Linked DNA regions of Homo sapiens: region 2 is linked to region 1. Evidence: read pairs that join two places in POLR2A ChIA-PET (ENCODE). Cell type or tissue: OCI-LY7. All regions are shown on one strand. Each heading gives the region's core, and the rest is flanking DNA. Links, peaks and the distances in the headings are about the cores only.

Region 1 (6,046 bases), core at 382-5,381:
AGTCTCTACAAAAAATAGAAAACAAAATTGAGCTGGGCATGGTGGTGCGTACCTGTGGTCCCAGCTACTCAGGAGGCTGAGGCAGGAGGATCTCTTGAGCCCAGGAGTTCAAGGCTGCAGTGAGCTATGATTATGCCACTGCACTCCAGCCTGAGCAACATGGTGAGACCTTGTCTCAAAAAAAAAAAAAAAAAAAGTGAAAAAATACCCCCAGTAGCTCTAGGCGTCCATCTCAGCAGCTTAGCAACTGTAGGCAAAGACCTGGGATGGATACTGGGTTGCTACTAGCAGCTGTGTCCAGTTGAACTCTCCACAGGCAGGTGCTGGCTTACTGGGTTTTGTCATCCCAGCCACTTGCATGGTGCCTGGCACATAAACCGCAGGACTGACCAGTGTTGTCTGGTAAAGATAATTTGGTTCCTAGCTGGGAACTAGCCCTCCTCTTAATGGTTTTTATGATTGTATTTTTCAGTGGCATAAATGATTGGAGAGTGATTTGTACCCCACACAGCCCTATGCAATAAACAGGAGTGTGTATTACCTTCGTGTCTATCCATGCCAGCTGCTAAGCATGTTTTTCTGCTATGCGTTGGCTCACAGTTCACTGGCAACGAGTCCTCTGCTTCAGATCACTCAGGTGGGATTGAGGTGTTGGCACACATGCCAAGTGGCCCTTCTCTTTTCAGCTTCTGTTGAATGACTTGACTTGTATTTTTCAGACCTGTTCTTTGAATAGCACAAAGATCACTGTTCCTCTTTGACAAGAGCTGTTTTTTTCTGAAGGGACTAAGACGCGTTAACAGTTATTTATACCCTGTCTTGTTCCAAAAGGCATTTGAGTGGCATATCTTACAGATAGGTGCAGGAGCTTGGGCTGTTGCGTCTGAGACACTATCCTGATGGGCACACTCCTCAACATCTCTGAACCTCATTTTCCCTGTCTGTGAAATGGGGATAATGAAGACCCATTGCAGAATGTTGTTTTGAGAATTAAATAATTTACAGCTTAAGTATTAGTCACTTTTGTTGTTGTTGCGGGAGGCTCAGGATCAGTGATGTGAAACAGTTGGCCTGGTGCCTGGGACAGAGATGTGCTCAGGAAATGGTGGTCCCCTTGTGGCCTTGAGTAAACGACTTAACCTCTCTGTGCCTGTTTCCTCACCTGGCGACCAGCCTGACCAACATGGCGAAACCCCATTTCCAGTAAAAATAGAGAAATTAGCCAAGCATGGTGGCGGACGCCTCTAATCCCAGCTACTCGGGAGGCTGAGGCAGGAGAATCGCATGAACCCAGGAGGCAGAGGTTGCAGTGAGCTGAGATCACACCACGGCACTCCAGCCTGAAATGGGCTTGACGGTCATAAGTAATGATAGTTAACACTCACGCAATGCATCTGTGAGCCACGCTTTCACTGCGAACTGTTTAATCCTCCCGACAGCTCTGGACGACAGGTGGTCACCATTGTCACCTTTTTACAGAATATGGAAACTGAGTCCCAGTGGGTTGAAATAGTAGCCTGAGGTGACATCTTTGCAGGCAGCGGAGCCAGGCGGCTGGACCCCAGAGCCCTGGTTCTTAACCAGCACGCGAGTCCTGGCGGCGCTTGTGGCAGGTTTCAGGGCTGAGGGTGGCATCCTTGCTCCCAGAAAATCACTTCAGATATTTTTAGGCCTGGATTCTATTTGGTCACTCAGCAGCCCAGTGTAGGTCTGGCGGATGGAGGAGTTTGGGTGCAGCTTCACGTTCAGATGGAAAAGCTGGTCTTCCCTGCACTTGCCTGCAAAGGCTCCTGGGGCAGAGCCCTGACACAGAATGTGGTTGGCCACTCCAGGCATGCTAGCCCCCTGGCTTATAGGCTGCAGAAGGCTTCCTTGACTGTTGTCCACACACTGGGAGCAATTCAGTTTCTCATCTTCTTTGGGCCTCTGTAGCCAACTACAGTTCCTTGCTTCAGAGCCTGTGTCTGTGTTTGGAAGGGGGCTGTGGATTGCACCCCATGGGCTCCTACCTTGAATCCTCTGCTGGTATGAGCTTGGCAGGCCTGACTGGCCCTTCTCCAGAGAGAGCTTTGGCCTCAGCTGCTGAGCCCAACTTTCCAGGCTGCTGGGCTTGGCTGCCCGGTTTCACTCCTAGAAACTCCTACACAGAGATCATGAGATTTACAGGACAGAGCCTTCTCTACGTGCTCCAAGTGGGTCCCTTGGTCATGCATTTCTTGGGCCTAGCTTGGTACCAGAAAAAGACACAGAAGCTGTCTAAACTTTGATTTAATTTTTATTCATTTTTACCTGGTCTTATTCCAAAAAGCATTTGAAGCAGCATAGCGTACGTATAGGTGCTGAGAGCATGAGGTGTTGTATCTGACACACTGTGTCATTGTGGGCATGTTCCTTAATGTCTCTGAGCCTCAGTTTCCCCACCTGTGAAATGAGAACACAGAAGACCTGTTCCAGAATTTTTTTGTTTTTGAGATGAAGTCTCACTCTGTTGCCCAGGCTGGAGTGCAGTGGCAGCGATCTTGGCTCACTGCAGCCTCTGCCTCCTGGGTTCATGCAAATCTCCTGCCTCAGTCTCTGAAGTAGCTGGGACTACAGGCGCCCGCCTCCACACCTGGCTAACTTTTGTATTTTTAGTAGAGATGTCGTTTCACCATGTTGGCCAGGCTGGTCTTGAACTCCTGACCTCAGGTGATCTGCCTGCCTCAGCCTCCCAATGTGCTGGGATTACAAGTGTGAGCCACCATGCCTGGCCAGAATATTGTTTTAAGAATTAAACAATTTGGCCAAGCACAGTGAATGCCCCAGGAACCTTAGCAGGCAAGTGGTGGCGCACGCCTGTAGTCCCAGCTACTTGGGAGGCTGACACAGGAGGATCGCTTGAACCTAGTAGGTGGAGCCTGCAGTGAGCCAAGATCATGCCACTGCACTGGAGCCTGGGTGACAGAGCGAAACTCCATCTCAAAAAAATAATAATAATAAAGAAATAATTTACAATGTGAGCATTACTTACTTTTGCTGTTACTGATGCTGTTATTAACATTATTACTATTATCCTCATCCTAGAAGAAAATTGATGGTCAGGGAAAATGAACTTTCACCTGACTCAGAGCCAGGTGTGCGTGCGGTGTGTGCACTTGCGTCCTTGTGTGTGTTTGTGTGTGTGTGCACGGGCATATGCATGCACAAGTGCGTGTCTTCAGCTCGTTGCCAAATGGTTGCATCTGGCTTTCCCCTGCATGAAGCTCCGTCATTTTCCATAGTTTCTGAGCAAATTAACTTTGGCATCTAGCTGGGTTGCTCATTTGCTAGTCGTGCCTGTTAGGAAAGGCTTGTTAAAGCTGTGTTATTGGTGGCGTTTTAAAAATGTGTTACTCTCTTTGTGCGCCTTTTGCCTGTTAAAGTGATGACTCTATCCTCCCCCGTCCTCGTCATATTGAAGGCCATGATCACAAAGCTTGAGGAAGACCCAGTGCTGCATGGTGGAGTGGTTGTGAGCTCCCCCGAGGTCCATGGGCAGGTGCTTTTGACGCTCAAGAACCCCGTCCTTAGGCCCACCTTCCAGGTCCACCTGCATCCCAGCCCCTGGCCGCCACCAGGGTTGGGCACCTCTGTCTTTCTCTTATCCTCCCAGCCTGATCTCTAGCACTTCCCCATTCCTGCCCTTGGTTCTTCTGGCCTCTGGTCTCCTCGTCAGTCCTCACGGTCCTGTCTGCTCCTCTTTCATTTCGTCTTGGCTGCTGTTGCCCGCCTGCTTCGTCACTCCATGTGCCCTCGTCCTTCAAGCCTCACCTCCAAGCTCACTTCTCTCCTGGGCCCGCTTTGAGACCCTCATGGCCACCCCTGCTCGTGCGGTTAGTGTGCATGTACAGACGCTCCGCAGGCAGTATTTCAGAGGGGAGGAAATGGAAGAAGGGAGGAAAGAATGAAGGGAATGGAGTATTTAGCATCCTGGATATTTAGCAGTGTGCATTTGTTCATTCACAAATGTTTTGCAGGCAATCAGTTAATTTTTTTTTTTTTTTTTGAGGCAGAGTCTTGTTCTGTTGTCCAGGCTGGAGTGCAGTGGTGCGATCTTGGCTCACTGCAACTTCCGCCTACCAAGTTCAAGTGATTGTCCTGCCTCAGCCTCCCAAGTAACTGGGACTACAGGTGCGTGCCACCATGCCCGGCTAATTTTTGTGTATTTTAGTAGAGATGGGATTTCACCATATTGGTCAGGCTCGTCTTGAACTCCTGACCTCGTGATCTGCCTGCCTCGGCCTCCCAAAGTGTTGGGATTACAGACGTGAGCCACCGCACCTGGCCGCAATCAGTTAATTTTTACAACTCTTAGGATGTTGGTAGAGTTTTCCCTGTTTGAGAGAGAAGAAAGCTGAAGCTCAGAGATTAAGTAATTTGATCAATTACATCTGATCAATGATCAGTATGGGTGTGCTGAATTCAGTGTACCTTTGTTCATTCAACAACATTTATCAAGCACCTGTGATGGGCCTGGTGCTGTCTAGGTGTTGGGCTTGTAGCTGTGATGAAGAGGGTGTGATTTCCTCTTCCCCAGGGCTCCCAGTCCGGACTCTCTAATCTTTTCATGGCTCCTGATAAGAATTTCTTCCCAAGCAGGTGAGAAGGTCTTATTACTTCAGCCATTATCTGTATCTCTCACAGAGCCTATGTCCTGGGGACTGGGCAGGAAGGAGGGTCCTACCCTGTAGGATGGCTGAGGTAGAAAAGGCCATGTTTAGCCAGGTCCATTCCAGTTATTCTCAGAGACCCGAATGGAGAATGACAGGTGTGGCTGCCAGGCAGATGCATCCCGCGTTTCCGTGCCCTGCATTTATCTTTGCCATCTCACTGAAATGAATGTAACCTCATGGGGATGTTCCTTGTCTTCCCCTGTGGCTGATGGGTGTGTTTGTTAAATATCTGGGATGTTTAATTTTTAGACGGCCTTGTAGGGAAGCGAAAACATGGCTCATCCCTTTCAGCTAGACGTAGGGAAACACTTCAAAGACACTGTCACCTCTGAAGCCATCCACTTTAGGTCTTTGAGGTTTTGAGTAAAGACAAGTGCAGCAAAATGACAAATGTTGGTTTAAAAACCTAAGCAGTCTGGAGATCTTTGGGATGGCATGTTTTGAAACAAAGCACACCGCCAAGGAACTCGCTTAGCTTGGGGCAACTTTCACAGCAACTGTTTGTTGGTGGGTCCTTTGGTAGAGAAACATGAGAGACTTTGAGGTCTGGGGCTTCGCTTTTGTGAAGCTCTGTCTTCCTGTGTAGGTGAGTCCCACCTTGGGGAAAAAAATCATCCCCGGGTGCATTCGAATGTTCTTTTGTGTTCGGCACCGTGCAAACCACTTTGCATGAATGATTTCACTTAATCTTGATGCATAAAACAGGGACACAGGGATGCTATTCTGATGACAAAGTATCCTTCCCCGCAAACATTATGGGACCCCTTTAAATCAAAGATAAGAATCTGGCATCCTGGGCTGCATATAGCCCATAGATCTGTTTGATTTGGCTAATTCGGTTTTTAGGATTGAATTTATTGACAATGCTGAACATTCGGGCCATTTCCCATAAAGCTCACTATTTCCAATTTCCCTTGAGAAAATGGAAAGCTCCCACATAGGTGGGTGTGTTCACTTGGGGCTCAGTAGTGGTGGCCCTGTTTTCAAGAGGGCAGTCCTCACCATGTCACCCCATCCCCACCTAGCCTGCTTCTCTCAATTATTTTACCTGCCTGGTCCCTATAGGCATTTGTGTCAGCCCCTTTTGCTTTAAGTTATCAGCCCCAGAGCCTTTTTTTTTTTTTTTTTTTTAAAAAGCAACAGTCTTTCAAATTTGATGTCATACACAAACCTTTGGGCCTGTCATCGACTGAGCATTCCGTCAGCGAATATGCGTCAGAAAACAAACCCTGCCAAGATGCATGTGAGGGGAGGTTGACTGTCGCTTCACTACCGTTCCTGTGGGAAATGACATCATCTGCAGCAGGGGAGCAGGACACTTAGCAGCACTTCCCAGAGTGGTGTCCCAGGACAGA
Region 2 (6,046 bases), core at 424-5,423, 410 kb after region 1:
CTAAACACTAAGATTCTAGGCACTAAGAATACAACAAAAGTGTCTGCCTTCATGGAGCTTATGTTTTAATGGAGAAAGATGGATGATCAGTGCAGCTAATAGGTAAAGCAGGCAGTATATTAGATGGTGCTAAGTGTTACGGAGGGAAACCAAGTGGGAAGGCAGTGGGGAGGGGAAGAGCTGCAACTCTAAAATCAGAGATCATCAGATGGGTGCGGTGGCTCACCCCTGTAATCCCAGCACCTTGGGAGGCCCAGGTGGGTGGATCACTTGAGGTCAGGAGTTTCAGACCAGCCTGGCTAACATGGTAAAACCCTGTCTCTACTAAAAATACAAAAATTAGCTGGGTGCGATGGCGCACACCTGCAGTCCCAGCTACTCAGGAGGCTGAGGCAGGAGAATCTCTTGAACCCGGGAGGTGGAGGTTGCAGTGAGCTGAGATTGTGCCATTGCACTCCAGTCTGGGCGAGAGAGTGAGACCATGTCTCAAAAAAATAATAATAATAATAATAAAAAAAATCAGAGATCATTTCAATGAAAAGGTAACATTTGAGCAACAACTTGAAGGTGTAGGGCAACAAAGATCTGAAGGACAAGCAGGCAGTCCAAATTCATGGGAAGAAGGAGAAGAAGGGAGAGCAGGCAGAGGGAACAGTGTGTAGGAAGAGGGAACAGAATGTGAAAAGGACACAGAGGAACCAAAAAGCACCCCTTACAGGTGGGGCCCAGAGTGACAGGAGATACAGCAGGCAGGGCCAGATCAGGCAGAGCCTTGTGGTTCCCATGCAGGGACCTGTCTGGATTCTCAGAGCAACCGGCAGCCCCTGGAGGGTTTTAAGCAGGCAAGGGCATACTCAGGGCTGAGCGTTTGAATAACCTCTCTGGCTACAATGCTTTTATTGGCCACAATATTTTGGAAGACTGAAGTTAACACATGGTCTGAGCAGCTTACTCTTGCCCCCCTGAAGAATTCTAGGAACTGTGTGAGGCTGCAGTGGTCAGAGGGGCTGCTGAGCCATGAGAAGAAAAGGGACACTGGAGCTGCGCAGCAAAAGGGCTCTGAGGTCGCCAGAGTGGCTGCCAGATAAGGAACAGTGGGAGGGAGCGGCTGGAGGGAACATTTGAGCAATTTTCTCTCTCTCTTCTTGGTCTTCTTGGCATTCATCTTCCCTGTGTCAGGGGACCCCTGCCTGCAAAACCGAGGAATCCGGTCATTTTTTAAAGTATAAAAATTGCCAGCATCCTGTTCTACCAGGACAAAGTCATCATGGAAATGATAATGACTGACGCCTTCCTGGGGATAAGTGGTTAACACGGTACCCGACGCAGGTAGAGGGCCTGTTGGCAGATGCGTCGTGGCTTGGATTATTCTTTCTTTAGAAAATGTTAAGAATTCATGTATCCGGGAGATAATCCGAATGTGCATCACGAGAAGAGCAGCCCAGTAAAGGATTGTTGTGTTCTTAATGAAAGGACATTACGCAGCCGTTCACAATGATGCTTGTAATAATAAGGAGGTTGTTGATATTATATGAAAAATTGCAGCACACAAAACCGCAAATAATGTAGGAACTCAGCTATGCAAAAAAAATTTTTAAAAATTAGGAAGGAAATATGCCAACAATGTTAATAGTTATTACCTCTGGGTGGTACAGAATTACGAGTGATTTTCCTCTCTTCTTCCAAAATGTCTTTTGATTGCATATCTATTACTTTTATAATCACACACACACACTCGCGCACACACACACACCTGCTTATTATTAAAAAAAATGTTGCAGAGATGAAATGTCTCTGAATATTTTAGTTCACAAATGTGTAACTGTAAGCTGTGGACATGAATACAGATGACCACTGATTCATTTATTCAGAAGCAAGAATGCTGAGATTTTTCAGGAATAAGAAAGTAAAAGCAAAATCTCCTAGCAAAGTGCCTTACCTACTTAAACAGGAAAAAAATTATTCAAATTATTTAGAGAGTTTATGGGTATGGACTAACCTCTGGGTAATTTAGTAGCCTACCATACAAGGTCCTGCTAAAAATTATAACCCTACTCATAAAACGAATGTCATCTAGTTAGGCCCCAAATATAAAATCACCCCAAATTACAGATTCAATATATTTTGTTCAGTTGCAATATTATTAGCAAACTGTTTTGCCAAAACATGTTTAATGTAGCAGCTAAACCCTGGCAGGCTAATGATCATTACCTCCTGGTAGAGAAAAGTTAAATGAAGGAGTTTTCCTACTCTGATCCCAGGATCAGCAGTGCTTGCTCAGGGAGGTTAGCACCACACGGTGAAGGGTGAGTGGGTTTGGGAGGGAGGCGGCTTTCGCATTGAGTCTTGGGTCTGCTGCTTACCGAGCTGTGTAACCTTAAGTAAGGTATTGATTCTTCCTGAGATTGTTTCTAATCCCAAAATAAAAATAGTAGCGCCTCACTGGACAGAATGGTCATGAGAATAAGAAAGTGTGCATGTAGAATAAGTAGTAGAGAGACTGGCTTGCCCTGGACACTAAATGAATGGATAAATGAATGGACAAACAGTCCAAGCAAGTGAGTTTTTTCTACCTGTCCATTAATACCAAAGTGCTGGCCAGGCACAGTGGCTCACGCCTGTAATCACAGCACTTTGGGAGGCTGAGGCGGGTGGATCACCTGAGGTCAGGAGTTCAAGACCAGGTTGGCCAACATGGTGAAACTCTGTCTCTACTAAAAATACAAAATATTAGTTGGGCATGGTGGCAGGCGCCTGTAATCCCAGCTACTCAGGAGGCTGAGGCAGGAGAATCACTTGAACCTGGGAGGCGGAGGTTACAGTGAGCCAAGATCACACCATTGCCCTCCAGTCTGGACAACAAGAGCAAAACTCCATTTCAAAAAAAAAAGTGCTTGTTCGAGTAAACACTGGGGCTGCAAGAGTGGGGCAGATTGCTACGAGTAGGCTAACCTCTCTCTCATTTCCTCCTTTTTCTCCCATTTTTGCCTCTAGTATAGAGGATGCCAAAGCAACAACATGGTTCGCAGCCTCCTCTCTAGTTAGAGGTGGCCAAGTGGCAAGGAGACATGAGGAGAAATTGGCTGGGGGATTCCAGGGAAACTTTTGGTTTCTTGATAAAAGGGTTAGGTGTCAGTGGTACTGCCTCCCTTCCTGCCTTCTTCTCTTAAACAGTGAGGTGATGGCTGGGCTACAGCAGCCATTTTGCAACCATGAGGAAAATAACAAGAAATTGGCAGAGACACTGGTCATGACAGTGTAAACCAAATAAGTCAATGGTCGGAGCTGCCTAGCCTTGTTATTATGTGGAAAGAAAGACGAAAGAAAGAAAAGAAAAGAAAAGAAAAGAAAAGGAAGGAGAAAAGAAAAAAAGAAAGGAAAGAAAGGAAAGGAAGGAAAGGAAGGAAAGGAAAGAAAGGAAAGAAAGAGCGAGCCAGCCCTGCTTTATTTAAGATACTTTTTAGGCCGGGCGCAGTGGCTCATGGCTGTAATCCCAGCATTTTGGGAGGCTGAGGTGGGCGGGTACCTGAGGTCAGGAGTTCAACACCAGCCTGGCCAACATGGTGAAACCCCATCTCTACAAAAATACAAAAATTAGCCGGGCATGACGGCAGGCACCTGTAGTCCCAGCTACTCAGGAGGCTGAGGTGGGAGAATCTCTTGAACCTGGGAGGCAGAGGTTGCAGTGAGCAGAGATTGCACCACTGCACACCAACCTGGGCAACAGAACGAGACTCTGCCTCAAAAAAAAAAAAAAAAGCTACTTTTTAAAAACCCGTAGCCAAAAGTATTCCTAGTGCATACCAATCATGACTAATTAGGTCTGGTCCTTGCACTCATGGAGTTTACCGTCTACTGGGGATGAGGACAATAGAAGGGCCTCACAGCTAAATGTCAAATTAGAATATATTATTAGCGTTACAAAGAAGGGAGTGCTTGGCCCACTCCTTTATATAGCAGGGGTTTTCAGCCAGCTGCAGGGGCAAGGGCAGCTTTCCTCAGTGGGTGATGAGAATGCTGGGGGAGCAGGGGTGAAGGAGAGAATCCCTAGCAGAGTGAACAGCAGGTGCAAGGCCCTGTGGCAGGAAAGGAGAGCACAGAGTGTGAGAATCTGTCAGAAGGTTAGAAAGCCCCTGGTCCGGGAGGGTGCTGCTGGGCTGCTGCACCATGTCCCCTACTGCTTTCAGCTCCCAATACTGGGTGGCTTGTTACCTGCAGGCAAACACTCTCCTAAGTGATCCACCAGCTTTCCCGGCTGATCACAAGAGAAAAGGATGAGTCCACAACTATTTAACAGGCTTAGCAAGTCATTTAATCCACATCTCTAAGGAGCCAGCATTGCACTAGATAACAGTGCCCTTTCTAAAACAGGAAAACTGCCCGACATAGCAATATAATGGGGCCCAATTATGACAAAATATCATAGTAACTCCAGGCCAACTAGGATAGTACTTAAAATATAGTGGGCAGGACGGCAGAGAGAGTAAATCATCAGAAAGAATGGTTCTGCCTCATAAATGGCACCAGAGACACTCAGAATGGTTTCACATCAGACTTTTAAAAATCAGCAGAAAAAAATAAATCCTCCTCTGGCTGCCCTTTTTTTTTTTTTTTTTGTAGAATAAATGAACCGAGACAGACTTGTTTATCGAGAGCTGAGGAGGCTCACATGTGAGTGGAGAGAGATGTCAGAGTCATTAGCGGTGATAAAGGGACGCCATTCACTGTGGGTATGATTTAAGGCAGGAAGCTCAACCAAGAGCAGTTTTTGCAATGGGCCTGATGATTTGCTTTCCCCCAGTGGGGAAGGAATTAGATGGACACCATTAATCTGTTCACACAGGCCATCAGAGAAAAATCATGGTTGAAGAGTAGGTTGGGTACATGAATTTCTATGGGACAGAAGCCCCTTTATGGACAAATGAGACATCTGTTAGGGTTTGATGAGATGGCTCACAGTTAACTGCGCTACACTTTGCACTTTCCAGTATATGATGGTAATCACCATAGTCTATGTGCGTGCCTCTCTCCTCTCAAAGACAACAGTATTTAAAACACTGCAAAACTGACCTGGCGTGGTGGTTCACGCCCGTAATCCCAGTTCTTTGGGAGGCCGAGGCAGGTGGATCACTTGAGGTCAGGAGTTCGAAACCAGGAGTTCGAAACCAGCATCGCCAACATGGTGAAATCCTGTCTCTACTAAAAATACAAAAAATTAGCAGGGCTTCGTGGCACATGACTGTAATCCCAATGACTTGGGAGGATGAGGCGGGACAATCGCTTGAACCTGGGAGGGGGAGGTCACAGTGAGTCGAGATCAGACCACTGCACTCCAGCCTAGGTGACAGAACAAGGCTCCGTTTCAGAAAATAAAATAAAATAAATAAATAAATAAAATACTGCAAAAATAGATATATTCTTACAAATACATGAATAGAGAAATATGTGGAAATGACCATGATACTCAGAGAAACGGCATTTTACATAACTACAGACCTGTCTTTAACACACTGTAATCACATAACCAATAATAAGCTATTACCTAAAGAAACACTCTACAAGTAAAAGCAACTGGTTGCATAGCGTGACATGTTAGAAATCACACAGGCAGGTATGAGGAGCCCGTGAAATAACTGTGGGATTTTAAACTATCGGACAAGATGAGGAAGGTAGAAAATTCCTAACTAAACATATTAAAGGAATTACAAATGTTCCAAGATGATAAAAAGATAATGATTGCCAACCTTAAATAGATATGGGAAAATTTATTTCACTCATTGCAAAAACATAAAATCTATCTGCTCAAAAGAGTTACCGCTGAATGCCTGCCACCTTCCTCCAAACCACCGTGGAGCTTTCACTGTTCCTTTCCTATGGTGATCAATGACCATTTATTGGGTGATACAGGATATGCACCCTGCACTGAAAAATCAGGGGTAGTAGATGGATGTTCAGATGAAGACATGAATGTTCAAGGGTAGTTCAGAACATTGCCCAATAGCTGCTTCTCAGTTATTTTATTATCAGTGGGGAAACGACAGTTGTT

Evidence for each region. Peaks named below come from ENCODE experiments on the same cell type or tissue, not always from the same donor. Only the 100,000 strongest peaks of a DNase experiment are listed, where the experiment ranks them.
Region 2: POLR2A ChIA-PET joins it to region 1 with 7 read pairs; 3 of 35 experiments call an interaction of 5 or more read pairs at or near these places.

The regions. Positions count from the first base shown.
Region 1 is chr16:12,329,100-12,335,145 of GRCh38, forward strand. All of the region lies in intron 15 of SNX29 (sorting nexin 29), which reads left to right. Among named protein-coding and RNA genes, the nearest start is that of SNX29-AS2, 40 kb to the right of the region's middle. RefSeq lists an enhancer at 3,148-3,648. In OCI-LY7, for the core only: no CTCF peak of the experiment used is centred there; DNase peaks (open chromatin) are centred at 742, 1,112 and 2,582; H3K4me3 peaks cover 2,259 bases; H3K27ac peaks cover 4,642 bases.
Region 2 is chr16:12,736,702-12,742,747 of GRCh38, forward strand. All of the region lies in intron 2 of CPPED1 (calcineurin like phosphoesterase domain containing 1), which reads right to left. Among named protein-coding and RNA genes, the nearest start is that of MIR4718, 19 kb to the left of the region's middle. In OCI-LY7, for the core only: no CTCF peak of the experiment used is centred there; no DNase peak of the experiment used is centred there.